Regions from separate parts of the Mus musculus genome. Here region 1 is linked to region 2. Evidence: chromatin loops called from intact Hi-C (ENCODE). Cell type or tissue: heart. All regions are shown on one strand. Each heading gives the region's core, and the rest is flanking DNA. Links, peaks and the distances in the headings are about the cores only.

Region 1 (16,477 bases), core at 5,627-13,626, 260 kb after region 2:
TTACACTTGGAAGTGTGATTCACCTGAAGCTAAATCTTGAGCGGGGTTGCAGCTCAAATACGCATATCATGCGCAGGTGGAAAGCCACCTGTCCCCTGCTGACTCGCTTTGGAACCTTTGTGGAAAATCAATTCGGCTTTACTATGTTGATGCTGTTCTGACTCTCCAACAGCAAAGCTAGAAACTGTTTCCCCAGTGTCTTTGTTTGTTTTACAGAGGAGCCCTCTCCCCACCATCCAGGGCTCCCACAGCAGCTCTAAGGCTCAGACTTCTGGCATCCTCCTTAAACACTGTTCTGGGCTCTCACTTGGATTTTTGTAAGCTTGAGATGTTAAAAGGCTGAGTGCTGTGTCTGAAGCCACAGAAATAAAGACAATTTCTATTAATTGACTTCAAGGACACCACACAATGTGGCTGGGAATGTGGCTCAGTAGTGTTCTTACCCAGCATGCCTCAAATTCAGGGGTCCATCCTCTTCACCTCATAAAATAAGGAGGGGAACACAGGCCCAGGATCTCCAAGACCTATGGAGACTGAGGCAGGCAGACCTAGGGAGACTGAGGCAGGCAGACCTAGGGAGACTGAGGCAGGCAGACCTAGGGAGACTGAGGCAGGCAGACCTAGGGAGACTGAGGCAGGCAGATTGGTTCAAGGGCAGCCTGAGTACACAGCACATAGGTCAGCCCATTCCCACCAGGAGAATTCATCTCCAAGGTCACAGACCTAGAAAACACTGAAAGTCCCCAGTACAGATCCTAGAGCAGTCACTGCCTCACCAGGGACAGGGACAGGGACAGGGACAGTTTGTTTGCAGTGAGCAGCTGCAATTTAGCTAGAGATCCAAGGAGGCTAAGTGCTTTGCCTATGTTTCCTTCTGCTATCCCTAGATAGCAGAATTCTGTTATCCCTAGAAAGAATTCTTTTCAAAAACATAATATTGAAACAGCATACTGTCTCACAGATAATCACATACAAAAGTTAAAACACGTGACTTTTGGGGCCTGACAAACACAGAAGTGGATGCTCACAGTCAGCTATTGGACAAATCACAGAGCCCCCAATGGAGGAGCTAGAGAAAATACCCAAGAGGCTAAAGGGGTCTGCAACCACCCACCCACCCACCCACCCACCCAGAGCTCGTGTCTCTAGCTGCATATGTATCAGAAGAGAGCCTAGTCGGCCATCATTGGAAAGAGAGGTCCATTGGTCTTGCAAACTTTATATGCCTCAGTATAACAGGGCCAAGAAGTGGGAGTGAGTGGGTAGGGGAGTGGAGGGGGGAGGGTATGGGGGACTTTGGGGATAGCATTGGAAATGTAAATGAAGAAAATACCTAATAAAAAATGAAATTAAAAAAATACGTGACTTTTATATTTTTGGTGTTGATGTGTTGTTTGTTTGTTTGTTTTTAAAATTCTCTCTCTCTTTTTTGGTTTATTTGTTTATTATTTACTTATTCTCTTTACATTCCACTCACTGCCCCCTCCCAGTTACCCGCTCCCACAATCCTGTCCCCTTCCCCTTTCTCCTCTGAGTGAGTAGGACCCCATGTATATCCCCCCACCCTGGCACTTAAGTCTCTGCAAGGCTAGGGGCTTCCTCTCCCATTGAGGCCAGACAAGGCAGCCCAGCTAGAAGAACATATCCCACATATAGGCAACAGCTTTGGGGCAGCCCCCCCTCCCGCTCCAGTTGTTCCAGACCCTCATGAAGACCAAGCTGCACATCTGCTATATATGTGCAGGGAGGCCTAGGGCCAGCCTAGGCCAGGTCCAGTTCTTTGATTGGTGGTTCAGACTCTGAGACCCCCAAGGGTCCAGGTTAGTTGATTCTATTGGTCTTTCTGTGGAGTTCCTATCCCCTTGGGGATGGTTTTAAATTCTTGTATGCCAAATAAAACTGTTTAGCATGCCGGGCATTGTTGGTGCACGCCTTTAATCCCAGCACTTGGGAGGCAGAGACAGGCAGATTTCTGAGTTCGAGGCCAGCCTGGTCTACAAAGTGAGTTCCAGGACAGCCAGGGCTACACAGAGAAACCCTGTCTCGAAAAAAAACCAAAACCAAGGGCTGGTGAGATGGCTCAGCGGTTAAGAGCACTGACTGCTCTTCCAAAGGTCCTGAGTTCAAATCCCAGCAACCACATGGTGGCTCACAACCATCCATAATGAGATCTGACACTCTCTTCTGGTGCATCTGAAGACAGCTACAGTGTACTAATGTATAATAATAAATAAAAAATAATATATAAATAAAAGAGAAAGAAGAAAGAAAGAATTCAATAAATTATGATTAAAATACTAACACCATTCAGTTCATTTAACTAATTTCATTTGATCATTGTCCAGCCCTTTCCTGGCACATTTCCAATAAATTATACTGATTTCTCAAATGGTGATATTATAAAAAAAAAAAAAAAACCAAATCTAAAAAAAAAAAAGTATGGCATAAGAGAATTAAGAATGGGGCTGGCCAGATGGCTCAGCGGGTAAGAGCACTGACTGACTGCTCTTCTGAAGGTCCTGAGTTCAAATCCCAACAACCACCCGTAACGAGATCTGACGCCCTCTTCTGGTGCGTCTGAAGTCAGCTACAGTGTACTTATGTATAATAACAAATAAATCTTTGGGCCGTCGGAAGCAGGGACCGATTGAGCAGAGTTGACAGGAGCAAGTGGGGTTGACCGGAGTGAACAGAGGTCCTAAAATTCAATTTCCAACAACATGAAGGCTCACAACCATCTGTAGAGCTACAGTGTACTCACATACATAAAAATAAATAAATCTTTAAAAAGAGAATCAAGATCGGCTTTTTCTCTGTGTAGACAGGATTCTGACTACTTCTGTTCTTGCTATACTTCTAAGTTAAACGTTCATCTTAGCTTAGTTCTCATATTCTTTTCTTAGCCGGATTTGAGGAAAAGCTCAGAACTGTCTTATGATTTGCTCCTTTGTCGCTTGGCTTTCTGAAACTGCTTGGTGTGTATTAGATGTCAGAAGATCCCCCGGAGCTGCTTGGAAACTTACAGTTGCTTACTTGAGATGGGCTGTGAGCATCGTGTTGCTGCCCTGCGTGCATGCCCGGGTGCCCCCGAGAGCAGGTTCTCAGAACGTGAGGTGCTAAGCGATTCGCGTTAAACAGTGACAACCTCAGCCCTCCCTGACCTTGACCTCTCCGGGTGCGAGGCTGGATGACGTCACAGTCTGCCAGCGTCCGAGGCGTGGTTCAAATGTGGCTTCAATTTCACACAAATGCCAGGACCCTTATGTTGTCTCTACCGACTGTGGGCAGAGCTCCCAATTCTGCTGTAGAGGTTTTCAAAGTCCCCAGTGCCCAGCTGCACAGCGGGGGGTGGTGGGGTGGTGGGGGTAGTGGTGGGGGGGTGGTGGGAGGGAAGATACCAGAGCTGGGGGGGGGGTGTCACTGCAGGCAGTTCCCCTGGAACCGGAACTAAGGGACAGACATTTGCATATCTCCTCCAGGAGTATCAAAGTCTGGAAGACTTTCCGCCCCAAAGAGCTGCCCTAAAATGAACCTAGAAAGCTATTTCCCAGGGACTAACTAACCTGAGGCTGCGTTCCTCTGCAGGAGCCAGAAAAACGGACAAAAGGACTCCACTCCAGAGCGCATTACTTTTTCACACACTTGGCTAAGACTTTTCTGAGATTAGAGAAATTGGAAACTAATATGTTTGAAGTCATATATAAAATCGATATTGTCAAATGCTGGGGGATGGTTACCGTAGGATCAGTCACTGCTTCAGGTTCACCGTTACTTCGAGAAAGCTTCCATTAAAGAGCCCCGCTGTGCAGCTACAGCTGAGCTGTGGAGATTTCCCTGTGGCGCTAAGGATTCCCCAGCATACCACAGAGCTACGAATTGCATATTCATGGTGAATGTTAATGGCGCTGAAAAGCCATGGATAGAACACACCCCCACCCACCCCACCCACCCCACCACCCCACCCACCCCACCCACCCCCGCAGAAAGTGAATGGTAAATCTGTATCTTCCACTAAGTTGATAATAGTTGGTTATAAATTGGTAATTAAGTACTTTCACTCTTCTCTTCACAGTTCCATTTCTTCTAAATCTTGCAAAGAGGAAGAAACAACCCTTTGAACCTGATCCTGTCTTGACCCCAGTCCCTCAGACGGTTCATGGAAATTGCCAGAAGGAGAGTAAATCTTTTAGAGTCAGCCTCTGGTTTCTGTAGAATTGGAGCGTGAAAAGCGAGGTACCTGGAGGTGAACCAGGCTTCAGAGTGTCCTTTGGAAAGGCCAGAGAAGTTTCTGTGCGATGGTGTTTACATACCCTAACAACCTTAGTCTGTTTGAAGCAGAGCTCAGCCTCTGTATTGGACTGCGCTGGGGAAACCTCACACTTTCTCTACCCAAGGAATTGAAGTTTATTCCCAGGGTAATTGAACCTGAACTCCCAGTGTTTGTTGTGCCTAGAAAACTAAAAAGAACTCTCTTGTTTAAGGAGCTGTGGTAGATTAAAGATGTCTGGGCAGTTTTAGCTGGCTAGCATCTCCACTCCTCAGAGGCGGACTTATTTCTTCTTCCCTTGCCTAGGGACCCATGCTGGAACTGTTCAGTGACCAGGAGACCACAGACTAGTGGTCAAGAGCACTATCTCTGACTCTATGGGATGCGTATTCTACCCTACAGAGAGCTGAGGTTTCCCGTGTAGAGGACAAGGCTCAGCCTCCAGCCTTCTGGGGAGCTAACTGATGCCTCGGCTCCAGCCACCTTTTCAAAGCTACCACAGGACACAACTCTGAATGTCTAATTGAGCCATCAATCCACTGAAGCTAGAAAGCAAATGAAAGTGGTTGTCATTGGAAGCTGCAGTTTGTTACAAAGTAATAAGGACTAAGCTGGAGTGGGTGGGTTGGGGAGCAAGGGGGAGAGTATAGGGGATTTTCTGAGAGGAAACTAGGAACGGGGATAGCATTTGAAATGTAAATGAAGAAAATATATAATAAAAATAAATAAACATTAAAAAAAAACCCAGAAAGTAAGTTTTTTGCTGTCACCTTTGTTTTTTGTCTACTGGGAAAGGCTTTGTTTTGTGGGAAGCTCTGCAGAGAGAGCTTTTGCCTGCCCTGTGTACTGTGAGTTGCAGAAGGCAGAGAGTTCTTAGAGACATTGACCTTCGAGGCCTAGGCTGGTCCAACAGGAGGAAGCAGATAGATGCTGTGTATAAAACCAGACAGGCAGACTGCAGTACTGAGGTTGTGAAGGTTAAAGGGAGAGGGGAAGAGAGAATGATAAAAATAGATGCATAATTATTCAAATAAAATGTTTACTCATAAGCCACATAGAATGGTTTAGCCTACTCCATTTTTGGAAACAGTGTCTAGAAATAATACCCTTTTCATGCCTTAGGGTTCCCTCTGAACAAGTCCTTCATGAGAAAGTAAATAAGAATTTTCTCTTTTTTTAAAAAAAAATGTTGTTTTTTCGTTTGTTGGTTTTTTGATTTGGTGACACACAGATCTTCCTTTATAGCGACATGTGACAGTTACACTTAGAGCCCTTGGCACAGTCATGATGACTCACTTACACACTGAGAGAGACACCCCAGCACACCTACCTCTCTCATCCACAGACATAAATGCTTTCAGGCCTGGAGCCTCAGATAGGATGCTTTTCAAATCAGCCAACAGGAAGAATTATTTCCGATCTTTATGCTAACAGAATTACTAAGGACAGAAAGGTGTCTATTTGATATCAATCTCCCTTTTGTAATATTTTAAGAATTCTCTAGCCTCATGGATTTGTATAAATGTTCTAGGGCTTATTAAAATTAAATTTTTCATCATTAGCCCTTAAGAAAGTAAGACTGGGTGGTGCAGAAATTGTGGGAGTGGCCAACCAATGACTGGTCCAGCTTGAGATCCACACCATGAGAGGGAATCTACCCCTGACACTGTCTGGAGGGCCAGGAACCAGAGGTCGAGAGCCCAGAGACCTTAGATAGAGCTAAACATGACTGGCAAAAAAAAAAGAAAAAAAAAAAGAAAGAAAGAAAGAAAGAAAGAAAGAAAGAAAGAAAGAAAGAAAGAAAGAAAGAAAGAAGATTCTCAATGATACTCTGCTATACTCATAGATAGGTGTCTAGCCCAATTGTCATCAGAGAGACTTCATCCAGCAACTGATGGAAACAGAGGCAGAGACCCACAGCCAAACATCAGGTGGAATCCTACTGACATGAGGAGGAAACTTTGTAGAAGCCTGAGGGGTCACGGACACCACAGAAAACCACAGAGTCAATGAACCTCCTAGGGGCTCACAGAGACTGAACTGCCAGCCGGGAGCCCGCATGGGACTGACCCAGGCCCTCTGCACATAGGTGATGGTTCTGCGACTCCTTGTGGGAGTCCTAACAGTGGGAGCCAGGGCTGTCCCTGACTCTTGCCTGCTTTGGTGACCCTATGTTCCTACTGGTTGCCTTGTTCAGCCTTATTACAAGGGGAGGTGCCTAGTCTTATTGCAAACATGTTGTTTGATATCCATAGGATTCCTGCCCTTGTCTGAAGAGGAATGGATGGGGGTGCGGAGAATATAGGATAGGTAGGGGGAGGGACTGGGAAGAGAGGAGTGGGAGCTTCAGGTGGGGGGTAAAGCAATGATGATGATATTTTTCCTTTTAAAGATCCTAATCTATGCCATATACTCATTAACTTCCCATATCTCTGATGGGATTTCTGTTCGTCATGCTTTTTGGGTTGATTCCTTATCACTTAATCTCTCTGAAGTATGTGTCCTGAGCACTGGAGTATATGTCTTCAATTCAGGATTAAAATAAGTTACTCGCCTATTCAACTCTAGTCTCTTTCGATGCCATTTTTTGTATTATCTATCAACTAAAACACTGTTCTCTGTCTTTGATCACTGTATTATTTATTATATAATAAATATATTTCATGTTTAAAAAGAAAGACTAAAAGCAATATTTGAAAAATAAGGCTTGTGCTACTTCAGATAAATATGTACAATTTTATGTGTTAAGTAAATGAGAAGAAATTAGAAGACTTTGAAAAGATCTTATTTTATTTTAATTTTGTGTATGTGTTTGTTTTTTTATGTGGGTATGCGAATGTAAGTGGATGGAGGATATGATTCTGACAACCAAACTCTAGTCTCTGGGAGAGTATTCATACATATGTGTTTATGTATATGGTATATATGTATAGTCTATTTGTTTTTATTTTATGTGCACTGGTGTTTTGTCTGCCTGCATGAGCCGGTGCCAGGTCTGCTGAGACTGGAGTTATAGACAGTTATGAGCTGCCCTGTGGGGCTGGGAATTGAACCCTGGTCCTTTGGAAGAGCAGTCCATGTTCTTAACCATTGAGCTATCTCTCCAGCCCCTGGAAAAATATTCTTACTAAGCCATCCCTTCATCCCCTAAAAGACTTTTTTAAAAGAGGAATTTCATGAGACACAGAAGGGAGTTACCTGGCTATGTACTAAAAATGTAAAACTGAGTTCAATTTTCATAAATAACAATCTGTGGTTGAGACCACTTTATGGCCCTTAGGTAGTGGTAACAAGACTATTCTCTCAAAAGTCTTCCAGGAGACTGGACATATTGCTCAGTGGTTAAGAGCACTAGATGATCTTTCTGAAGACTGAGGTTCAATTCCCAACACCTACATGGTGGCTCACCACCATCTATAATTACAATGCGTATGTGTTGGAAGGGGGGTGGGTGGTCTGCTACCCTCCTCTGTCACAGCCATACAGTGGTGCATAGACATACATCCAGGCAAAAGACCTACACATACATAAACTTTAAAAAAGAATAAAATAAAATAAAATAAAATAAAATAAAAAGGTCTTCAACAAAACTTTATGTGGTGATGGAGGCCCAGAGGGAGTCCACCGAGAAGTGGTTCAAATCCACATTGTTCCCATTCCTCCTTTCATTAGAATGCTACTCAGTGATTTCTCAGAGGGCCCCATTTCTGTGCTGTACAGCTCTCTCACCAGAGGAAAGCTCATTGTACCTTATGGTAGGCAGCAGCTTAACTTTCTGGTAAACCAGCCTCCTCAATGCAGATGGATTGAGACTGAGACCAAGCCTATCCATGAGGCCCAGGTCATCCAAAGCCACGCCTGCTTGAAACACCAGTTCTATGGTCTCATGCCAGACTATGCTATATGGAAGGTCCCCATGTGAGTGAGATCAAAACTGGGTTAGGACCCCACCCACCATGTTCGCTTCTTCAGCGCCTTCTTCCCGCTCGCACCTCCATGGGAGGCAGCCTACTGCATGGGGAGTGGTTGGGGATGTACGGACATGACGGAACCTGGACACGGAGTTCTGACTGTGTGTGACCCCAGGCCAGTCACTTTATATCACTGGTTGCGGTGGGGATTAGATAACCTCTAAAGTAATAGGAGAAACCACAGATGTTTCATAGAATCATGAAAGGGGGCTCATTGTCTCTTCTATTTTAAAAAGAATACACTATCCTTGATCGCATTTGAGCTAAGTCGCCTTCCTTCCTTCCTTCCTGCCCTTTCATGCAGCAGCGAGAAGATGGCAGGAAGGAGTCATGGGTGAGCAATGTCCTACCTCATAGCATGAGAAAAGGATTATCAGATTAGGGCTGAAGAGCATGGAGAATGCACCATGGATACATGAGTAACCACAAAGGGGAGGAAGTGAGTGTATTCTAGAGAATCTGGAAGTAAGGCTCTGCAGAGTTAAAACTGATGTGGTGAGCTGAGAGAGCCATTGGAGACAGCCCTACAAGGTCTACCAAAGCCTCAGGCGTGCCTCTCTCCCCCTGGGAAACTCCCCAGGCTATTGTAATCCCAGACTTCTGGAGGTTGACTCAGGAGGATTTGAGTTGAGGCTAGCCTGGGCTTTACAGCAAGTCGGGAGACCAGATTCATCCTCCTAGAGTCTCTGTCGAAAACAAACAGAACGAAACCAGTAGGGCCAGAGAGGTGGCTGAGGATCAAGGGTACCTTTTGCTTTTGCAGAAGTCCTGGGTTGGGTTCCAAGAACCCAAATGGCAGCTCACAACTGTCTTTAATTACTGTGTCAGGAGATCTGGGTTTTTTTCTGACTTCTTGGGTCATCAAGGGTGTACCACGTGGGTGCACAGACATACATGCAAGGTAAAACATTCATACACAGAAAATGAAAACAAATATGTAAAAATATTTTTAAAAATAAAATTAAAAAAACCAATCAACAAACCAACCAAATAAACAAACAATGTTGGAAGAGATGGCCATGTGGTTAAGAGAGCTTACTGTTCTTCCAAAGGACAGGAGTTAGCTTCCAGCACCACCTCATGGAACTCACGATCATCTGTAACTCCGTCCCTATGAGAGCCAAGCTCCTCTGGCCCCGAGCCTGTTCACATACAAACACACAAATAAATAATAAAATAAATATTTCTGGAAAAAATAGAAGTAAAACACGTGAAAATAGAGAGATCTAAATACTTCCCACTTTAAAGTATTTAAACTGTACATTTTATTGTTTTTCAGGGGTGGGGTTCCATGTTTAGAAATGAGATTTAAAGAAGGGTTGCCAGGTGAACAGTTAAGCAGCTTCCGGCTTCGTGGAGAGGAACCGGCAAAAAGCAGACTCAGAAGAGGAGAGGGGGTCTTCTCTGTGCCTGGCTTCTGCGCTGGGGTTGCGGTGTATTGCCCAGGGCAGCACCGCGCATGCCTGTGTTCCTGTATCCTCACAATAAATCTCCAGGTAAACATTGCAAAGCACCGTATAAAAATGGGCAGGAACAGTCTTGTCCAGCGCTGGGCTGAAGGCGAGATCGCTAAAGATAAAGCATGGTCTCAGTGTGGAAGGAGAGAGGGCCAGCTGGCTGGAGGCTTCTGTGGGTCTTTAACCACGCCCCTCCCCTCGCAGAGGCCCCGCCCTGGCTCACTTCCTCGGGAGGCCTCCTCTTCCCTGCCCTCTGATCCATAAAGAACTAGGTCAAGGGTCCCCAGATCAGAAAATTTCCCTAAATGGCGATTCTTCAATTAGCTGTTAACCAATTCCAATCAGCTGTTAATAGTATCAGAAAGAGTACCATCACTCTTTACTTCAAATTCAACCATTTGGTTGGCTAAGATTTTTTTTTCTAGTCCTTTCTCTTACTCTTAAACAATGGTCATCTTCTCAAGTAGATTACAACAAAACAAAGCGTACAGTTTGACGACACAGGGTGTAGGTGGCCCTCTTGGGGGTCAGCATGAAGATGGCAGGAGATGGGCATCTCACTACCCAGCGTCTCACACAGCAGCCCAGCTGAAAATCTTGCTGAGACAACCAAACAAAACGTTAGCTGTTCCTTTTATCCAGCCAGAAAAATCCAGTAGTTATACTCCAGCCTCCTGCTCTTGTTTCTGCTCAGACAACTTTGCAAATGTAGCACTGAACCTAAATTTTGCCTTTTCTCTCCTGACACTATCACTGTTCAAGAAAGCCATTTCTACTGTGGTTATGTCACATGTCTCATTTTGTAAACATGGAAATCTCCCGCTAAGATCCAAAGCTGCTGCTGCTTTATATAAGTATTTACTGTGCTGCAGACTGGACTCAGAGCTTTGTGAATGGCAGGCAAGCTCTCTGCCGCTGAGCCACATCCCAGGCACCATTCATTGCTCTAAGAAAATACACTGGAGGCTCAGCAGTCACAAGCACTTGTTCTGCCAGAGAACTGGGGTCACATTACCAGCAATTCACATGGTGGTCCATAACCATGCATAACGTCAGTTCCAAGCCATCCAAATGTTTTCTTCTGACCCCAAGGGCATCAGGCACACACACATATGTTCAGGCGAAACACTCAAACACGTAAACTAGAGCTTTTTTTTTAATGTATCTAGGCACAGCGGCACACACACACCTGTAATCCCAGGACTCAGGAAGTAGAGGCATGAAGCTATGAATCTGAGGCAGCCTGAGCTGTGGGTAAGAACCTATCTAAAAAAACAACAACAACAACAAAACAAAAACAAAACCAAAACAAAACAACAACAACAACAAAAAAAAAACAACCAGTGAAAAGAAGGAACTAAGAAAGGAGGAGAGAAGGCAGGGGTGCTGTGGCTCGGTCAGTGCGTGCCTTGCCAGTATGAGGATCTAAATGTCAACACTTGAATGGGCCATGTAGAAGTGGTCGCCATGGTGACATGCTCTTATAATCCCAGAACTGTGCAGGTGGACACAGAACTCCTTGGATTCACTGGCCAGCCAGTCTACCCTAACTGGTGAGTTCTAGGCTAAGGTTAATGAGAGACTCCATCTCAAAGGAGTTGGATGCTCTTTCTGAAGATGAACCTCAAAGTGATCTTCTGGACTCCATACACATATGCACACATATGCACACACATGTACAAATATGCAGTTACGCTTGCATGTGTACTGCATACCCATGAAACTACACACATGTATACGCATGCAGAGAGAAAACAAGTGAGTCCAACTATCTCCCAGTGCTTCAGTACTTGGGAAACCAGGCAGGAGCAGCAGGAGTCTGGGGCCAGCCTTGGCTACATAAGGAGCTTGGGGCTAACCCGTGTGACAGAAGACTTCTCTCAAAAATAACCAGAGAGAGAAAAAGGCAGGAAAGGAGGGAGAGGGAAAAGGTTCACATTTAAACAGCTGTGGCTTAGAGAGATGTGTCGTGGTGAACAGTATTAATTAACATTTCCATAGATATCTTTATCCCAGGCGCTCACCTAGTTATTGTGGACTACTGGAAGTCAGATTCTATATTGATTAAATCCAACCCCTTCTGTTGGGGATAGGGAAGGAAATGCAGTTTTGTTCCTTTAAACCTCAGACCTAAAGATCAGTCTGTGGGTATAAAAAGAAAAAACAAGGCATGCATAATATTACTGCAGAATGCTGTTTGTGAGTTCAATTAAAAGGAACCTTTGTTGAGACAAAAACTGGAATCCTGTGAAAAATTCTGAGAGTCTTGCTCTCCTCCCCACTCTTCATATTCATTTTATAATAAATCTTACTCAGACTGGAGGTCTACTGGGAATTTTCACTTTTAGTTTTGGGAAAATGTCAGTTACCCATGATGGGAATATCAGAATATTTAAGCAAAGAAAAAAAAAAAAACCTCTTCTCTCTCATAAATGTTAAAAATAGTTGCAGGGTATTTTTTTCCCCTTTGAATTCTGTAAAAGAGAAAAATTCACCTTTGGACTGAAGTTGATGGGTGTGTGGTCCCTTAATAGGAAAGCCTTTTAGAAGATTAGGAGAGAGGAGACTGGAAACTGAGGCTGTCATCAGTCAGCAGAAGACAGCCAGAAAGCCTCTGTCTGGCCACCCCACCCCCAAAGCAGTCTACCCCACTGGGCATGCTCTCAAGGGCAGCAGGGAAAGTGGCTCTGACCAAGAACAAACATGTCTTTTCCCCATTTAGGCTGTAGAAGCAGGAGTGGAACGGATCTATCAGAATCCTGGCCTCCTGAGGCTGCTAACTCCTGCAGGAGTCTTCCTCCAGCCTCAGTGAAGTCAACAGCCACACTCACCGGAAAGGCTGTCCCCAGACAGTTCTTAGCCTGCATAGAGGGAGTGCCAACGGACTGCTTCTTAGCTCTATTCCCAGGTCCTTGCTCCCTGTGCTGTGGGCGGGGTCTATTGGCTCCCAGAAACCTCTTCTTCAATCAGGGAGAAGTTTGTCCTTTGTCTGGCTCTGCCCTAACTGTTTCCTTTGTGCTCCCTCCTTCCCCTTCAGTTGCTCCCTGCCACCTTGGTTCTTCCTGTAGCTGAGTCAAGAGAACTGAAGGAAAGATGTAGAGGCAAAAGATTTTAGGGCTAGGTATAGTCTCATCGTTTCCAGAGCAAGTTCAGGGAGAAAAGCTTATGCCTACTTGATTTTAAATGTGTAGATTAAAAAACAAATAAGAATTGAAGGTTAGAGCCAGAACTTTAACTAAGGCCAGCTTAGTCTCCATAGTGAGATCCTGTCTCAAAATAAGTTCTTTTAACTTTATTCCTCTGTGTGTGTGTGTGTGTGTGTACACGTGTGATGTGTGTGAATGTGAGTATATTTGTGATGTGTGTGTGCATGTGTGATATGTATTTGTGATGTGTATGTGATGTGTATGTGCATGTGTGATGTGTGTGAATGTGAGTGTATTTGTGATGTGTGTGTGCATGTGTGATATGTATGTGTAATGTAATGTGTGTATGCATGTGTAATGTGTATTTGTGATGTGTGTGATGTGTATGTGCATGTGTGATGTGCACACATGTGATGTGTGTGTGATATGTGTGTGCTTTCCCAAATTACAACAATATTTCACTTATTTTTTGTGTATCCTTTGCCCACATGGCTGTAGGTAGTCTCATCACATGCATGCCTGCTACGCTAAGGTTAGAAGAAGGGAATGGAGTCTCTGTAACTGGAGTTATAGACAGCTAGGAGCTGCCATATGGGTCTTGAGAATTGAACTGAATGCAGGTCTCCTGCAAGAGCAGCAAGTGTTCTTAACCACGGAGTCACTTCTGCATCCTCCTCTCCCTGAAATGTTAAAAGTTGATTTATGACTGAACTCAGACTGTATGTTTTACATTCCATTTAGCCACAAGGTCAAGAAGCAATCAGAACATATATATTTTAATTATTGACTCAACTTCAAGTAGCCATGGGAGGCCACATAAATAATTGATACTTAGTCAGTTCAGGCAAGTGGGTCACTACTTGCTGTTTTTCTGATGTCTGGGCTATTGTATAATGATTTATGCTATGATATTGGTAGGATAAGCAGGATAACTCAAAAATGTTGTTTATTGCTTAATTGTGTAAAACAAATGTAGGGAATGTTCTCTTGTCTTTGTTTTGTGTTTCTGAACGAGGATCTCCCTGAATTCTCAAGGTGGTCTTGGATTCACTATGTAGCCTAAGCTAGCCTCCGACATCAGAGGCCCCGCCACAGCCACCAAGCGTTGGCAACACAGGCCACCTCTAGCTCTGTCTCTGTCATTTTGCTCTGTCCAGCCAGGGAAGGTGGAGAGGAAGGCTTGAGAATAAGAGTATAGTGACGAACATGGAAGGCTGAGGAGGCCCAGATGAAACCCAATACTTTGTACTTAACTTTAACTCAGTGAAAAGAAAGAGGAAAGTTATTTTTCAGTTTATATCTTTCTTTTGAAGTTAATTATTACTACTGTGTGTGTGCCTGGTGTATGTGAATGGGCAGGGAGAGGGTCAGAAAACAAGTTTGGAGAAGGTGGTCTCTCCCACAGCAGGTGCCTTTACCCACGGAGTCACCTCCGCAGCTCACTGGATGTCAGTGTCTTTCTAATCCAATCTAGCAACTGGGCAGAATGGAGAAACCCGATTACCTTGTAGGTATGTCCATTGGGGCTTCATGTGGTGTCCCTCTAAATGCAAAGAAAGCCCCATTTCTTTCTTTCTTCACAGTGGTAGTCAAGGAGCCCAGCAGGGCTGGCCAGTGACAGAAAGGTCTCTGTCAGGTCTGTCCTGCCTCTGCCATTTGGTGCTGCGTGGATCTGTGAACCTGGACAGGCTTTCTTTGAACCCTCTGTAAACTTCAATTTTCTCATTTACAAAATGGGATAATATCAATTTCTGCCTTCTAAATGTAAAGGATTGTAAACTGATGCCCACAAATTACTTAAGATGGCTTTTGTCAGAAAATGTCACACATCCACTCTTTGGGACTCAGCCTGCGAGTCCCACATGCAGTTTAGAGTTCTGTAAATAGAATTGTAAGTTCGTTTACGTGTTTCATCTTTTCTTTTCGGTCAAAAACAATGTTGAAACTAGATGGGCTACCACAAACCCACACAGGAGCTTGCCTGCGGCTTGGGGTAGGTGACTAACTTGGCAGGAGAAACTAAAGCTCTTTGGGGTAATACCTGAAAACCAGAGTTGTGTTTCTGCATTTTCAGAACAAACAGCAAAGCGAAAGTCTTGGCTGCATCCACAGAACCTGTTCTTTAGGGCACGGATTTGATTGGTGGTTTGCTTTTTTGTTTTGGTTTGGTTTTTTTTCCAACCACGTTCTCTGCTTGAAAGCAAATCCTATTTATGGCTAGCGCTGTTTTTTCAATTAGGTTTATTTTCATTTTCCCATAGGCCATGTTAGCTGAGAACGTCCAGAAGTTTATTTGTTTTTCCTTTATGTCTTATGATGGTTTTAAAATAAAACACACAGCACTTATCTGTGAGATTTCTTTTGAAATACCGGTGTGTCCGAAATTAGTTTGTTTGCTCCCTCCCCCTCCCACCACACACAATCACACATACAGTACCACCGTGCATGTAAGCGCAAAAATGCTGTCAGAGTGTAATCGTGGTCCGTTTTCGTAGAAAACTTAAAGCAGGGTCAGTCCCGTCTCGCTAATTTAGGACTGTGTGTGTAAACTAGCGCTTAGCAGGTCAGACTTAAAAACGATGACACCTCTAGGACTGGCTTTTTCTAAAAAATTTACGCTGAAAATTAGAAAACCGTTTTTCTGACTCCAAGGTTAACATTAGTAATATGTTCTCTATACCAGGTCCCATGTTTGGGGGGAATGGGGTAGGAGATAAACTCATAAACAAAAGCCCACATCGCTTAATAGTTTTGTAATGGAAAAATATTCTCTGGTGAAATAAATATTTCGGGGAAACGACCTGGGCCCTCCGGATGGGGAGCGCCCACCCTCTCCGCTCTGCCTGCTGTGGGCGGTAACCGGGTGTCCTCATCCTAGGGAGATTGCTCTGCATGAGTCTGGGGATCCCTGGGTCTGGAAGCGCGTGTGCAGCTGCACAGAGACTCTGTCCCCGGGGGAGGTGGTGGTGGAAGGAACCTGGGCTTGCCCCCTGGCGCCTTGAGCCCACTAGGGTCCCTGGCGTCACCGCGCCGTTGCCTGCTCCTCCCCTCTCCGCGGACAGCAGCTGCGGCCAGGGATCCAGTGCAGAACCGCCCTGACTGCGCCCTGTTCCTCTCTCCAGCCACCCTCCCTCCCAGCTCCTATGCGGACTCCGCTCCCCTCTTCCCACCCCACCCCACGCCCCGTCTCCACGTTCCCCACCTCTCCCCCGCTGATCTACCTCTCTCTCCCCTTCACTCCTTCCCAACTCTCTGACTGCTCCTTCATCTTTTGTTTTTCCTCTACTCCCCTTCCTTCTTTCCCAGTGCCGGTCCCTTATTTACTTCACCCTATCTTTCTTCATTGCTAACTCCCACCGGTCACCGAACCCCTTCCCCCTCTCTCTCCTGCAGCAAACTATCCTTTCTAGTCCCCTCTCCCTGCTTCGTGCCCCCTCTCCTGTTTCCCTCCGGCCTTCTCCCCTCCAGCTCTGGTTTTGTGGCTCTCCCACGCTGTTGCTATGGAGTCGCCCAAGGCTGCTGGCCTGGCGCTAGCTGCCCTGAGGCCCCAGGAACAGAGCAGTGACTCTAGCCAACTCTGAGGCGCCGCACCCTTTCGGGGGTCCAGGAACAAAGCGTGCCCCGCCCTGCCCAACT
Region 2 (16,477 bases), core at 2,969-10,968:
AGAAGAGAATTATGCAGAACCACCACTTGTGCATGGCTCGCAATCTGCAGCTTTCCACCACTTGTGCATGGCTCGCAACATGCAGCTTTTCACCACTTGTGCATGGCTCGCAACATGCAGCTTTTCACCACTTGTGCATGGCTCGCAACATGCAGCTTTTCACCACTTGTGCATGGCTCGCAACATGCAGCTTTTCACCACTTGTGCATGGCTCGCAACATGCAGCTTTTCACCACTTGTGCATGGCTCGCAACATGCAGCTTTTCACCACTTGTGCATGGCTCGCAACATGCAGCTTTTCACCACTTGTGCATGGCTCGCAACATGCAGCTTTTCACCACTTGTGCATGGCTCGCAACATGCAGCTTTTCACCACTTGTGCATGGCTCGCAATCTGCAGCTTTTCACCACTTGTGCATGGCTCGCAATCTGCAGCTTTTCACCACTTGTGCATGGCTTGCAATCTGCAGCTTTTCACCACTTGTACATGGCTCGCAACATGCAGCTTTTCACCACTTGTGCATGGCTCGCAACATGCAGCTTTCCACGTTGGGATTTGAACAATGAAGTCTCACAGACTATTGTATTTTGGCATCTCTAGTTAAGAGCTGATTAAATATATGCCTATTTTATTGCAGGTCTACTTTTTCCAATGTTTCAGAATTTCCCTAAATCCATGCTGCTACACAGAGCGGATCAGCCTGGCAACTCAGATATATGCAAACATATTCCTGGGATAGAAAGATGATTTTGAAAGCCATCTTGCAAACATGGGTGTCTAGCCGGAAGCTCATGGGGACTTGGATATATGGAGGCTTCAGAAGAGGGACCAGGCATGACAGCGTTCCCTATGTCAGCATCATGTTTCTAGTGACAGTAAGGCACAGTATATTGTCATACTTCCTTTTTGTGATGCTGTGGACAGAAACCAGGGTCTCTCCTCTGCTAGGAATGTGTTCTATTACTGAACAACATCATCAGCTACTAGTACAGAATCAACAGTAAGAGGTGGGTGTGCACTTGTATTCGTGCATGTACATGTGAATGTGTGTGTACTAAGATTGCAAGTGAGAAATGCATTAAGACTTTATCTTACGAATATATAGTAATTAAAACATTTTTTATGCAGTAGTTGTATTTGGCAGGAATGTTCCACCACTGAGCTACATCTCTAGCCTAGTTTCTCAAGCTGGCCTGGGGCTTGCAATCCTCTTGCCTGACTGAGTAGCTGGGATTGCAGGCCTTCACTACCAGATTGGCTCATGAAAGAAATCAGATTCATAATAAAGGGGATAGGGCAAGCAGTTGCTGGGCTGGTGTGCTGAAGCTAGCCCATTACCCCAGCCCCTCCTCCTCACTCCTCACACCCCAAGATGAAATCCATTGCTTGCTTCCTCGACCCCCAAACTTGACATGCCTGCAAGGTTTTCTTCCTCCAGTGGTTCCCTCTATTTTCAATCCCACACAGCCTGACTCGCATCCCAGCACTCCTCAAGCTGCTTCCTTGTTGATGTTGGTTACGTGGCCCTACTTACCACCAACTTCTGAGCTGAGGCTGGCCTGATGCTGTTTATGCTCAGAAATGTTCTCCCCTAAATTCTGGCTGGATGTATGAACTGACTTGGGGGAAGCCCCTCAGCATCGCTCCTGTGTCAGTCAAAGTCTGCATGGAGGAGCACGGAGATAAAATGACAGAGAAAGAACCAAAAGCCATCATCACTGGGAAACACTCTGGCTGTGGTAGAACACTCGGAGAGCCTTACGAGAATGTCTGTGTCAGGCATTCGGGGTCCAGTGCTGATGCATCTCATACTATACTGATTAGACGCAACACAAACCCGCTGACCTGACTTTGAAGCCAAGGTAGGCTACAAATCGAGACCCGCCTCAAGCAAAACTAAACGGTGCGGCACTCTCAGCTTGGGAGTTGGAGATTTAGAGCCTGGAGAAGGGAAGTCCAGCACGAGACATAGAACTCTTGCACAGGACAGACCTTATCCAGCATCCCTTGACGGGGCTGCAGCTGTCTTAGCTGTCTGTCTGTCTTAGCTGTGTCTGTCTGTGTTCTGTTTCCTGGATCTGCTTCCTCCAGGCTAACGCTGTGACACAAGCAGACAATCCTGCATGATACAGGGCAGCCTAACAGCGAGCTGCTGCCCTACCAGCACTAGTCAGGCGTTTGAAACCCACCACAGAGTGTGCTCTAGATATTATATGGTTTCTCGTAAGCTATTTCTTCAAATGTCTTGTAGTCATTTTAAAATTCAATATGAGCACATTAAATAAGATCTTGAAGGAGGAAAGCATTCTATGGAGATAGCAGGTGGGCAGCTGGCGGGCCGCAAAGGGTAGTAGTGGGGTGTGCCCTGGGCCAGGAGCCACTTCTGCAGCATCATGAATGAAAGAAGACTTTCTTTCACTAAATTGTCTTAAGAGCCAGCTTGTTTGTTTTGTTTTGTTTGGGTTTTTTGGAGACAGGGTTTTTCTGTATAACAAAGCCTTGGCTGTCCAGACTCACTTTGTAGACCAGGCTGGCCTCGAACTCACAAACATCCTCTTGCCTCTGCCTCTTGAGTGCTGGGATTAAAGGTGTGTACCACCACACCCAGCTTTTCTTTTCTGTTTTTTTCTTTTAGCAAGAGCCAACTTTTTAAGGTGGCTGGCAACTGGCCTTGTCGAATCGAGCAACTCCTCTGAGTCCCTTCCAGCTGCAAGTGTATGTGCAGTCATCCGTGCTTGTTGAAAACTACTGGAGCTTCCGGTCTCAGGCGCTGCAGGAGCCGCGGGTTACCGTGCAGACACGGCCAAGTCCAAGAACCACACCACACACAACCAGTCCCACAAATGGCACAGAAATGGCATCAAGAAAACCCGGTCGCAAAGATACGAATCTCTTAAGGGGGTTGACCCCAAGTTCCCGAGGAACATGCGCTTTGCGGAGAAGCACAACAAGAAAGGCCTGAAGAAGATGCAGGCCAGCAAGGCAAAGGCAGTGAGTGCGCGCGCAGAGGCTATCAAGGCCCTGGTGAAGCCTCAGGCCATCAGGCCCAAGATGCCAAAAGGCCCCAAATTCAACCGGCTGGCTTTCATCGCTCACCCCAAGCTTGGGAAGCGGATTCGAAGCTACACGGCCAAGGGTCAGAGGCTCTGCCAACCGAAGCCTAAGGTCCAAACCAAGGCAGGGCCCAGGCTTCAGCTCCAGCCCAGGCTCCCAAAGGTGCTCAGGCCCCCAAAGGTGCCCAGGCCCCTGTGAAGGCCCCATAGAAAAGGCTCCTGCCAGTGTGAGGACAGACGGACTGCTGTGACACACTTCCCCACACACTATTTGCAGATGACCAGTGTCCTATGCTGTTCTTACAAATAAACTCAGGCAAGATCTGTTAAAAAAACAAAAAAAAAAAAAAACCAAACAAAAACAAAAACAAAAAACTACTGGAAATCCTTGGACATGAAGCTGAAGTTGAGTAGTTGCAGCCATTCTGCTTAGTAGCATCCCACAACCTGGTGAAGAAACACTCATTGTTCTTTCCCACACTGGGTGGCTTTTGGTGGCACAGGCTGTTGGAATCCCATGGGGTGGGGGTGGGGCTCAGAAGATGTAAGTGCCCTGCCTTGGACAACGTCTTTCCAAACACAAAGGCCAGCTTTTTCCTGCATCTCCTGCTCTCCCAGGTCCTCCTCCCATCTTCCTGGAAATGCCCCTAATATGAGGTCTATGTAACAAATGAGCATAAATCTCAAGTGCAGGTAGTCATGGCTCTGGGAGACAGGGTGCTTGCTGTCAACCCTGACCTGAGGTCTAGCCCCGACCTCTAGATGGTGGAAGGAGAGGACCCACTTCTGCAGGCTGTCCTTGACCACCACACACATGCCATGGCAACAACTGTGTTCTCCAATAAACAGACAAAAATAATAAAGTATAAACACTTTAAAAATGTCAGGCAGTGGTGGCTCATGCCTTTAATCCCAGCACTTGGGAGGCAGAAGCAGGCAGATTTCTGAGTTCGAGGCCAGCCTGGTCTACAAAGTGAGTTCCAGGACAGCCAGGGCTATACAGAGAAACCCTGTCTCGAAAAAAAACAAAAACAAAAACAAAAACAAAAAAGAAAAAAAAATTAAAAATGTTTTTTCCTTGAACTTACAAAATGAGTCAAAGCCCTGGTGCTGGACCTTTGCTTGTTTTTATTCCTACAAGACCTCTGAGGGATCCAGGACCTTGGCAGAGGGTGGAGTTTGAGCAGAATGCTTGCCTAGTACACATGGAACCCCAGCTTTGATCCTTAGATTAAACAAACCATGTATGGTTGTACACACAGCCCTAGCAACTTGGGAGATGGAAGTCAGATGCATATGCAGTTTCAGGTCAGCCTGGGACATGAGACCCCATCTCAGACAAGCAAGACAGTGAGGACCAACAACCAGAATCTGTAAATTCCTACTTGGCTATGCATTGCTATAAACATTTGGATATTGAAAACAACTCGTTTTTTTTTTCTCTCTCTCAAGACAGGGTTTCTCTGTATAGCCGTGTCTGTCCTGGAACTCACTTCGTAGACCAGGCTGGCCTCGAACGCAGAAATCCGCCTGCCTCTGCCTCCCAAGTGCTGGGATTAAAGGAGTGCGCCACCACCACACCCAGCTGAAAACAACTCTTTTTTTTTTATTTTTTAATTAGGTATTTTCTTCATTTACATTTCCAATGTTATCCCAAAAGTCCCTCATTACTCCCCCCCACTCCCCTACCCACCCACTCCCACTTCTTGGCCCTGGCGTTCCCCTGTACTGAGGCATATAAAGTTTGCATGACCAATGGGCCTCTCTTTCCACTGATGGCCAACTAGGCCATCTTTTGATACATATGTAGCTAGAGACAAGAGCTCCGGGGTACTGGTTAGTTCATATTGTTGTTCCACCTATAGGGCTGCAGAACCCTTTAGCTCCTTGGGTACTTTCTCTAGCTCCTCCATTGGGGGCCGTGTGACCCATCCAATAGCTGACTGTGAGCATCCACTTCTGTGTTTGCTAGGCCCTGGCATAGTCTCACAAGAGACAGCTATATCAGTGTCCTGTCAGCAAAATCTTGCTAGTGTATGCAATGGTGTCAGTGTTTAGAGGTTGATTATGGGATGGATCCCTGGATATGACAGTCTCTAGATGGTCCATCCTTTTGTCTCAGCTCCAAACTTTGTCTCTGTAACTCCTTCCATGGGTGTTTTGTTCCCAATTCTAAGAAGGGGCAAAGTGTCCACACGTTGGTCTTCGTTCTTGAGTTTCATGTGTTTCATAAATTGTATCTTATATCTTGGGTATTCTAAGTTTCTGGGCTAATATCCACTTATCAGTGAGTACATATTATTTGAGTTCTTTTGTGATTGGGTTACCTCACTCAGGATGATGCCCTCCAGGTCCATCCATTTGCCTAGGAATTTCATAAATTCATTCTTTTTAATAGCTGAGTAGTACTCCATTGTGTAGATGTACCACATTTTCTGTATCCATTCCACTGTTGAGGGGCATCTGGGTTCTTTCCAGCTTCTGGCTATTATAAATAAGGCTGCTATGAACATAGTGGAGCATGTGTCTTTCTTACCAGTTGGAGAAAACAACTCTTAAAACATAAGAGGTTTTCCTTCTATAATGATTTCAAAATATTTAATTTTTAAAAATTAATCAGAATTATAATACTTATGCTATGGTATACTAATGGTAGTCTCCTTAAGTTAGAGTTACTTACTGTAATCAGTGTCTCCTTTCCCTTCCTCCCCTCAACCCCACAGGTCGGTGTCTTTCAAATGCATCCCTGTTTTTATTTTTCATATGTGTGTGTGTGTGTGTGTGTGTGTGTGTGTGTATGTAGAGATACTTACATGCTCGAGTGTGTCATTAATGTATCTATCGGTGGTGGGGACCAAGCTCCACAATTACGCATTTTTCAGTACTAGCCTTTGTCTGTTGAGGATTTGTTTTATTATTTTTAGTTATGTGTGTATATGTTTGTGTCTGTGTGAGCACTGCCCCTCTGGCCTCCTGGGCAGCGTCAGGTAGCGGCAAGAGATAGGCTTCGGATCAGAAAGGAAGAAAACCAAATCCTTACTAGTGGCTTCGGAATGCAGCTCGGTAGAAGAACACTTGCTTTGTGTGCGTGAAGCCCTGGGTTTCATAGTCAGGACCCACTCATTCACCCAGTTCCATCCCATCCGTAGCTGACTGGCCGGGCAGTGGTGGCGCACGCCTTTAATCCCAGCACTTGGGAGGCAGAGACAGGTGGATTTCTGAGTTCGAGGCCAGCCTGGTCTACAGAGTGAGTTCCAGGACAGCCAGGGCTACAGAGAAATTCTGTCTTGAAAAACCAAAACAAAAAAGAAAAACAAACCAGCTGACTGACCACTCACAGCTGCAGTTGACATCAACCGACTCCAGGCCCGACTCTTCTTGGAGTCTGCAGAGGGGAAGTGGACTCTCTTCCCAGGTCGTTGATAGCTTCAAATGATGTCCCGTTTCCCCCTGGGCTTTCTTCCTAGCATTTATCACTGTCTGAAATCCTTCAAATACTTGTTTACTTTCTGTAAGTGTTCCTCCTTCTCCTCCTCCTAGGAGCAGGAGCCTGGATGACTGCCTTTGGTCGGGTCATTTCTTCCATTGTCCAGGGGCACGCCTGCATGGAGAAATGGGTCAGTAAAGTCTTACCGGATGAATAAAGATGAAATGGATGCCTATGTGAGGCATGTGACATAGGCTCAGCAACAGAGGGTTTTATGGAAGTAAGTTGGACCAGGCTGTGCCATTCACCTGGGTCCTGTTGTAGCTAAGATCTTTCCTAGATTCTTCACTACTCTCCAAGAAGGCATCCTGAGGGACTACCACCAGAGGGTATGGATGAGAACTTAGCTTTGGGTCCAAGGCCCAGTTCTGGAGCAGTTCTGACAGTTGCTCAGTAGGGGGCACTCTCTGCCAGAACACCATCCGTATTCCAGGTAAGTCACTGGAGGCAGTGTGACCACGCTGGCTGCCTGACAGCCTGCCTTCCCCTTTCCATGCACAGCATCCATTTCTTACCTCTGTTAGCACTTTAACCAATGCTCTACTCCATTGAATTTGTGGAAGATGTCTTGACGCTTCTCCTAAAATAATCAGGTGAGGGAAGGAATGCTAGTTTATGTATTTTGAAGTCTAACTTTGATTGTCATTTGAAACTCCATTCACGCAATACTTCTCCAAGCTTTGACCATGGGTCACCATATTTCTTAGCAAAGGGAAGAAGATGGGTTGGGCACAGGGTGGGAGCCATGTTCTGAAACGTGGGTTCATTGGCAGAGCTTCTTCACATCTCAGCATCCTAAGTCGTCTTCTGTAAAATGGGGAGGCAAGAAAGCAACCCACACGTGCTTCAAGGACTAGATACATTCTAGCTTCTAGACTATGGCAACAGAGTTTATTAAATAAATACACACTATCTAATACATTGCTAGGTCCTGCTTGACTCTGTAAGAGACATGTTAGAATCTTTTTTTTAAAACTGTGTCAAAAAAAACCTTGTCTTTTTTAATTTTATTTTTAGATTTTACTTTATGTGTATGTGTGACTGTATACAACGGGTGTGTGGGTGCCAGAGGATGGAATCCCTGGAAGTAGAATTACAGGCTGCTGTCAGCATCCAGTGTGGATGCTGGGAACCAATTTCAGGTCTCCTGGAAGAATAGCAGTAAGCACCCTTACAGAGGGCTGTCTCGTGTGTGTGTGTGTGTGTGTGTGTGTGTGTGTGTGTGTAGACAGTGTCTCACTATGTAGTCCCTTGGTGGCCTAAAACATGCTAACCTCAGACTTGTGGTGATCATCCTGCCTCAGCTGCCTAGGTGCCTGTTATCATTATGCCCTCAAAATTCTTTTAATATAGCCAGCTGTGGTGGACCACACCTATTTCAGCAATGAAGAGGAAGAGGCTGGGAGGATTTCAAATGTCAGCTCACAAGAGACTAACTCAGAAAACAGAACAAATCTTTGATTAAAAAATTACAGTAAGGACAAAGGAGTGTAGTTCAGTGGTCAAATACCTGGGTTCCTTTCCTTTGCTTATCTGTCCATTTAACAAGGGAGTTGTTTGCTGGTCCAGCCCCTTGAGTTGGGCAGTGCTGTTCTCCACATTGTAAGTGAAGCAATCACAGGAGTATGTGTGCGTGTGTGCGTGTGTGTGCGCGCGCGCGCGCGCACACACACACACACACATACACAGGGGTGGGGGTGGGGAGAGAGAGAGAGAGAGAACACCAAAAGATCTGCTTGTATTTTTAGAAGAGTGGTATTAGCTGTATTTGTTTTTCTATTTTTAATTGTTATATTTTTATGATTGGGATTCAGCCCAAGCCAAAGGTGTGCATGGAAAGCCCGTGGGTGTTAGGGACTTGTGTAACCTCCAATAAACACCTAGCCGCACTGTGGTACTGCTCCTGGCCCCCAGGGGTCTGTTGAGTCCCATCCAGCCTGCCTTCCCTCAGGGGGATGAAGGAGGCTGCTCCTTTACAAACCATGCTCTGTATTGGTAAAAAACAAAAAACCAAAACCAAACCAACCAAACAAACAAAACCAAGAGACCCCAACAACTGCCCATTCTAGAGGTTCCTGGGCAGGTTTGGCTCTTCCTGGCCTGGTACTTGGCAGAATAAGAAGGGTCCTAAGGTACAAACTATATTACTTTCCTCAGCCATCTGACTTCTTGAAGAAGGGAGCTATGGCTTAGGCTCCGTGTGGACAGCTATGCCACCTGGACGGAGGATGACATGGGGACCGTTTACCTTGCCGGCCCACATGCCTGGGAGTGTGCAAGTTTAAAGGTGCTGCTTTATGGAACACTGTATGGAGCACAAGTCAAAGCCTCTGGGGTCTAACCGTCCAGGCTGTCTGAGCAGGGCAGGGTAATAAGTGAAGACGGAGATGCCTGGTGGGACAGTGTTAAGCACACACCTTTATGAAACTGGCTTTTTGTTATCACCCCCATGGAGCAGCACCTGGCTCTTGGAGGAAAGAGACCATCTTTGTTGAGGACATGTTCCTGGCAGATGCCCCCTCTGCCCTAGCCCCCACCCCACACTGTCCCCTCATTCTCGGCCTTCTTTCCTCCCTCCCCACCCTCCCCTGACTCCCTGCTCTCTGATCGAAAACCTTCAAGATAACATACCACAGACCCACAGAGATGAAAAGGAGTGATAGGGCTGAGCCATAAACCTGATGCATCAGGTTGACCCCTGAGCGGAATCTCTGGAGTGTCATTGAGTGGAGGACCAGAGGGGGTCATGCATGGCCTTTATCAGGGCGTGGCATATAACAGATAACTAAGAATCACATAGGGACAAAATGAGTTGAGGTCTTTTGTTAGGAGGGTGGGGTGGGGTGACGTCCTTCCTACTCCCTACCTGCCTCCACCCCAGCTGAGATCTTATCAGGGGAGGGGGTACAGAGACGCCATAGAAATGGAATTTTCCAGAGAGTCTTTCCATTCCTTTACGAAGCAGACCAAGTTGCTTTTTAGTTTACATAATACAGATAATCCCATCAGAAGAAATTCTGCCCCCCAGCTGTCCCCCAGAGGAGAAACAGAGCAGAACCTACTGAAATGTCTAGGTCTTGGTTCAAGTGTGATGAGTCTGCTTTGGAGACCTCTCTGCCCGTGGGGTCACAGTGGCAGGCTGACAGGGTCATGGCTTTTCTACAAGCTTCGGCAGTTCCCTGCCCGTCTGCCCCTCTATACTGCAGCTGTGGTTTCTCAGCACGGCAGCAGGTGGGCTATGCTGGGCATGCTCCTGTGCTGGGGCTGCGGGGGCTGAGGCAGGAGGATCACTGAGAGTTTAAGGCTAACCTAAGCTAAGTATCTCTATCCTGTGTCAGATTTCCCTCTCCCCCTCTTCCCTCCTCCCTCTCCATTTATCCACCCCCCCCCCCCCCATACACATAACACAAATCGGAGGCTATGTATTTCCATTCTGTGAATGATTTGGAAGAAAATAGCACCTCTAGCTTTTAGAAACAAAGCAATTTCCTCCCATAGATTCAGTAAATTCAGTTGGGAGGAATCTTGGGGTTGCCTACCAAGTATGGGCTGAGCCCTCTCAGATAGAGCCTTCCCTGAAGCCAACTAATCCTCCTTTCTGGTCATTCTCAGACCACCCTTCCTTCCTCTCCTTCCAGGTCAGGCAACAGCACGCAGCCTCAGTTTTCACCCCAGAGACCTTGGCTAAAATCTACCCTCTCGGCCTTTTCAGAAAGAGCAAGGAAACTGCATCCCTTTTTAGCCCTGCCTGGAGAATTGGCATCGGGGCTAACTCAGCATGGGTTTGGGAAGGAGACCCAGAGATCGTCGGAATACAGAGGGTAGGATGGCAGCGTTACAGCTTGGCTGCCCCTTGGCCTTTGTCCCCAGGTACTCCGGACGCCATTCCATCATCTCCTTCTTACTCTGAGTCCTCTCTAGCTGGTGCAAACCATTTACTTTAAGAGTGCCCCAAGGTGGAGAGATGGCAGCCAAACGGTGAACGCAGCCCTTTCCCCAGCATTTTTTGGTTCAGATGAGGTCAAGTCGAGAAGCAGCCTCCCCTGAGGTGAGATCTAGGCAGCTCAGGGGGGGCCCTGATCCAAAATAGTTTCCATGCAAGCACCTGAACTGTTGGTGGCCAACTCATTCCTTTCCTGACTGAGAAATATTTGTTGACTACACTCGAGCAAGATGCCCCTTCCCGTAGGATGATCAGGATGTTGGGAGTTGGGTCGGTCATTATGGTGCACACCCATAAGCTCCGCATCATGGGAGCAAAGGCCCGAGGCTCACTATAAACTTGAGGCCATCTTGGTCTACATAATGAGTACCAGGTCAGCCAGGGCTACACATGGGGATTCCGCCTTAAAAAAGAAATCTACTGTCACTACAATTTAAAATCTTATTTTGAAGGAGACGATGAAGGAACAAGGAAACTGCACCCCTCATAGTGAGCCTTCTAAACTTAGCTGATGGCCTGAGACCCAGGCATTTAACCTATTACAATTTGCTACTCCTAGGGGTAAAGACAGCTCTCTTGGATGGAGAATAGGGATGCAGCTTAGCGGCAGAGCACTTGCCTAGCGTGCAGCAGGCACGTGGTGGTTACATCCTAAGCGCTGCCCGACGTCAAGGGACAGTACTAAGGGCTTCTAGTAAGGTCGGGATTGAACATTGTGGGAGTGTAACAGGAGTAGCAGTGGCCCACCTACTTAAGACATAAAATATCCTGGAAGAGGTGGCAGTGGATAGGACACTTCAAAGGTAAGTAAATTACCAAATAGAAATAAATAAAATACAGTCAACACCAGGGAAAGAACAGTAAATGCAAACTGACAAAAAACCACCTGATGCCATCCCTAGAGCTTGGGGGTCCTGACTTGGAATGCCCAGCTGCCTCGGTCCCCTTCCCGTGACCCGCGGAGGCTCCTTCAGCATCTCTGCTCAGTGGGCATCCTAAGGCTGCATCCACCTCAAGTTGCAATGGCTGTTATGAGTTCCTGATTCATTTACCTGCTTTCTGTTTATTTAAAAAATATTTATTGACCCTTTATAATATAAACTACAATGTAGTGTAATATAAAACTTGACGGGTTCTCCTAGACACCCTCGTCTCTCTCCCACGTCCATCATGTAAGCAGAAATGGAGAAAAGGAGAGGGAGGAACTTTGTCTGTTTCTTCATGGGTCCATTCTCAGTGAGTCTCACCCTGCCTGTCCTTTGTTCCTTCCATACATTTGTGTATGGTGCCTGCAAAGCACCCAGTTGGAGTACTTGATTTTGAAGAAGATGGAGGCTAGTTGTGTCATACAGAGGTGCTGAGACACTGAAAATGTCCCCTGGTCTTCTCTCTTTCCTTTTCCCGTCCCTTCCGTTCTTTCTCCATCCCTCTGTATTGCTCTGGCAGGGTCTCATGTAGCGTAGGCTGACCTCAGAGTAGCTATGTAGCTGAGACTGACCTGGGCTCCTGATTCTCCTGTGCCCCAGGTGCTGGGATAACAGGCAAACACAACCACGTCTGGCATGGCCTTTCCTTTGAAGGCATTTTAGAGACACCCTCTCTGGCGTCTCAGTAATTCCCTGTCTCTCTCTGACTATTCCATAAAGACTTTCAAAGCAGGGCTGAGCCCACTTTTGGCAAGTCTCTTACCTTTGTAAGCCTGACTTCAGTGTGCTGGGAAAGGTGACTTTAGGAATCTCGTGACTGTTGGTGCCTGGGGCGGAAGCAGATGTTGAAAGGGCAGGTGGGGGTTCAGGAATGGAGGCGCCCTGAGACACGTAGCTTCTTTCACAATCTGGCCCGGGGCTGGCTGATCCTGTGATTGGGTGTCTCAGCCAAGAATGTCCCCAGAATTCCAAGTCACTTTTAGACGCCATTTCCCTGTCCTGTGGCTCCAAGTCAGCAGATAAAGTGGATTTACAAGCAGAAAGAGAGCAGGCTCACAGAGCAGTTCTGCTGCAGAGCGGGAGAAGTGGGGGGGGGGGGGGGGCGGGGGGCGGGGACGACTTCCTCTCCGGTCTTTCGGGTTAATGGCTCTCAAATACGCAACTGGGTGTGGCACTTGGGAGGCAGAGGCAGGAAAAACTGTCGAGTTTGAGAAGCCAGCCTGGTCTACAGAGTGAGTTTCAGGACAGCCAGGACTAAAAAGAGAAACTCCATTTTAAAAAAAAATGTTTTTTAAAGTCACGAAACAACAACAACAACAACAACAAACCCCAACAACTCAGAGTTCCTTCCTTCTTGCATTCTAAGCAAAACTCAAACAAACTGAGAAAGTTTTGTTGAAATCTTCTGTGCCATTTTTATCTTCCCCCACCATTTTGTAACATGAAAGAGGAAGCCTTTTATGTTCACGGCAGTAATATTATTCTAGTCTTGTTAAGTTATCTTATTTTTGAAATGGCATTTTGCTATGTATTCTGGGTAAGCCTGGGCTTACTCTGTAGCCCAGGTTGTATGTGGACCCTGCTGCTTCAGACTTTCCAGCGATGAAGCCGGGCGTGGTGGCGCACGCCTTTAATCCCAGCACTTGGGAGGCAGAGGCAGGCGGATTTCTGAGTTCAAGGCCAGTCTGGTCTACACAAAGTGAGTTCCAGGACAGCCAAGGCTATACAGAGAAACCCTGTCTCTAAAAAACAAAACAAAATAAAACAGGCTTCCCAGCGATGGAAGTACAGGAGTGAGCCGGCATCCCCAGGCAGCAATCTTCAATCTATCCCATTCATGAGGGATGTCTCACACCTCGTTTTGCTTTGGTTTTTCCGAGACAGAGCTTCTTCATGTAGCTCTGCTGTCCTGGAACTTGCTCTGTAGACCAAGGTGGCTTTAAACTCACAGAGATCTTTCTGTCTCTGTCTCCCAAGTGATGAGTTCACAGGTGTACGCCAGCACCACCCAGTCTTATAGCCCCATTTATGGGAACGAACACCACTGTCCTGCAAGGACTAGCTAATGTCTGGAGGTCGTGCTGGCAGCAGGTTCGTGGGCACTCCATATCTCCAGTTTAGCCAGACACAGGTGGAGTGGGTTAGTTGGAAAATGGCTTCTATATTGAGCACATGCAAACGTTTTGCTGGTTGTGATCTCCTGTGCAGTACAGTATAACGATATTTGTATTCTGTTAGGCAAGCATGAACCCGAGATCCCAGCACTCCGGAGGCTGAGGTGAGGAAGGAGGCCCTAGGATTTAAGTCTAGCCTAAGCTACGTCAGAGAGACCCTGTCCCCAGCTCTGTAGCGCGCTTACAAGGTGGAGGCAGGGAGTCATCAACTACACAGTGAGTTTCAGGCCCACCTAAATCATATGGGACCCTACCACAAAAATCCAATAAATAGCCCTGGGTGGTAGTGCACATCTTTAATCTCATCACTAGAGAGGCAAAGGCAGGTAGATCTCTGTGATACAGAGGCCAGCCTGGTCTATACAGCTAGTTCTAGGCCAGCTAGGGCCACATAGTGAGACCCTGTCTCAAAAAAAAAAAAAAAGAAAGAAAGAAAAGAAAAAGAAAAGAAGAGAAGAGAAGAGAAAAGAAAAAAGAGGAAAGAGAAAAGAAAAGAGAAAAGGAGAGTGGGAGGGGAGGGGAAGGAGGAGGGGGAAGAGGGAGGGGGATAGTTGCCAATAGGCAATGGTCTTGGATCTGCTGGCATATCTAAATTGGCACTAGGGAGTAAAGTCCTGTTCTTTGCATCTGTGTTAGAGAGGATTCTGACAAGCTTGTGAGTGCTTCCAGACTATAGATATGCAGAAACGAAACGTAAATTCCAGCTCTGCTCATTGTTAGCCCCGTGGTTCTCAGCACTGACCCCTAAGTTTCCATGTTGTCTTATCTACAGAAGTGGGACTTATTCTGAGGTTGTGAGGCAGTCAGGTCTCTCACAGGAGACTGTGAATGTCAAGGGCCTGATGTCACAGCCCCTCAGTTCCATCAGCAGGATCACCATTCAGCAGATGTGGCCTCTGAGATGCAGTCATTTAGTCATTCAACAGCCAATCCCTGATCCGCCGCAGCTTGTCACAGGTGAGGTGTTGGGCCCTGTGCATTGGGAGTAGAGCACACCAAGCCAGGCCCTGCTCTCTTGGAGCTGACATGTGAAGACACAGGACACACAAAATAAAAATAAATAAGGGAGCCATGTGTGAGTCAGGATATGCATGCATCCTTGAGAAGAGAGTGCCTGTGACTGCCAGGCCACTGTCGGAACGGCTGATGCTAACCTAGTCTGCAGCACGCGCAACCAAATTTGGCTTAGAAACCCATGCTGGCCTTACCGGGCCTTTCTCCTTTGACTGCACTAGGGACTTTATTCAGACTGGCCTTGTGTTACTGACTGTCCCTGAACCCCCAGGGCCAAAAGATCCCCCTATTTCAGCCTCCCAAGAAGCTAAGACTATAGGGACATGGTATAGTGCAAATATTTAGTCTATATATTGTGCTTCTCCTCGATCTTGTCAGTGTTGAGCTTTAAGAGATCTTCCCACCCAATGATCTGGAAGAATGTCTCTAAAAACCTGGGAGAGGTAGTGCACACAATCCCAAGTCTTAGGAGACAGAAGCAAGAGTACCAGAAGTCCCTCATCACCCTCACGTGACTACATGCTAAGTTCAAGACTAGCCCAGGCTACGAGAGACCTTGTCCCAAACAGACAAGCAAACTCCTCCTGAAGAGACACGTGGTGGAATCCCTTAGAATCCTAGCCTTTAGAAGGCCAAGGCCAAAAAACTGCAAGTTCCAGATCAGCCTGGGCTATCTATTAAATGTGTCAGGCCAGCCCTGGAAATACAGCAAAACTCTATTTGTTTGCTGTTGGGTACGTCTGTAAATTCTAGCTAGTGACCACCAGGTAAGTGGGTTTCTTTTTCATTGTTATGTTTGCAATAGGATTAATACTTAAGGGCCAGTGGCAGAGATGTTGCCTGTATTGCTTAAAACATGAGCCAGAAAGTGAGGCATGGTGGCACATACCACACTTGTCTGCCCAATACTCAGTAGTCTACACAAGGAAGAATATAGAATTGAGGCCAATGAACTACATAATTTCAAAAGGAAATAAAATACATCACAGAACTTTTGGCTGGAAGGGGGCTTTAAGATCATGTCTGATGAGCCAGAGACACGGCTCAGTGGACACAGTGCTTACTGTGAAAGCATAAGGACCAGAGCTCAAACCCCAGCACTCTGCACTCAGCACTCAGGAGACGCAAGAATCTCCTTGTAAGCCGGACAGCCAGACGAGCAGGAACTGATGTGTTCTGAGCTCAGAAACAGATCCTGTCTCAGAACACAGGGGGAAGCCACTGAGGAAGAGCCTCACATTCCCAGCCCTGTGAGTTCTCATCTGTGTGCAGGTGCATGCACACCTCCATGCAGGCACACACACACACACACACACACACACACACACACACACAGAGGTTCATTCACACACACACAAACAGGTACATGCATACCTCCATGCAGGCACACACACACACACACACACACACACACACACACACACACACACACAGACAGAGGTTCATTCACACACACACAAACAGGTACATGCATACCTCCATGCAGGCACACACTCAGGTTCATACACACACACACACACACACAGAGGTTCATGCACACACAGGTTCATGCAAATCTCCATGCAGGTGCACACACACACACACACACACACACACACACACACGCATGCAAACCTCCATGCAGGTGAGCGCACACACACATACACACACATGCACATACTCACTTGTACACTCACACACACTCGCACATGCACACAGACACACATGCACACCCACACAGGTTCATGTATACCTCCATACAGGCACACGTGCACACACACATGTGCATGCACATCTACACACATATGTGTACCCACACACATGCAAACACATATACACAAGCAAAGGGGGATAGGAAGAGCCACAGGAGAGGGGCCATAGCGATATGATTTACTTTGGA

The links. A loop is a pair of places that touch in the nucleus more often than their neighbours do. Peaks named below come from ENCODE experiments on the same cell type or tissue, not always from the same donor. Only the 100,000 strongest peaks of a DNase experiment are listed, where the experiment ranks them.
Region 1: it touches region 2 in a loop (12-fold over the local background); 13 of 42 quality-filtered maps call a loop at or near these places.

What each region holds. Positions count from the first base shown.
Region 1 is chr3:9,331,218-9,347,694 of GRCm38, forward strand. It overlaps Gm41997 (a long non-coding RNA gene), which reads right to left and starts at 12,618. Exons shown (of 3, transcript XR_878675.1): 1 at 12,527-12,618; 2 at 9,278-9,380. RefSeq lists an enhancer at 15,538-16,477. In heart, for the core only: a CTCF peak has its summit at 9,320; DNase peaks (open chromatin) are centred at 9,744 and 12,574; H3K4me3 peaks cover 972 bases; H3K27ac peaks cover 1,970 bases.
Region 2 is chr3:9,069,964-9,086,440 of GRCm38, forward strand. It overlaps 4930539M17Rik (RIKEN cDNA 4930539M17 gene), which reads left to right. Exons shown (of 3, transcript NR_040597.1): 3 at 662-1,113. Among named protein-coding and RNA genes, the nearest start is that of 4930539M17Rik, 16 kb to the left of the region's middle. In heart, for the core only: a CTCF peak has its summit at 6,925 (motif pointing right); a DNase peak (open chromatin) is centred at 6,938; H3K27me3 peaks cover 352 bases.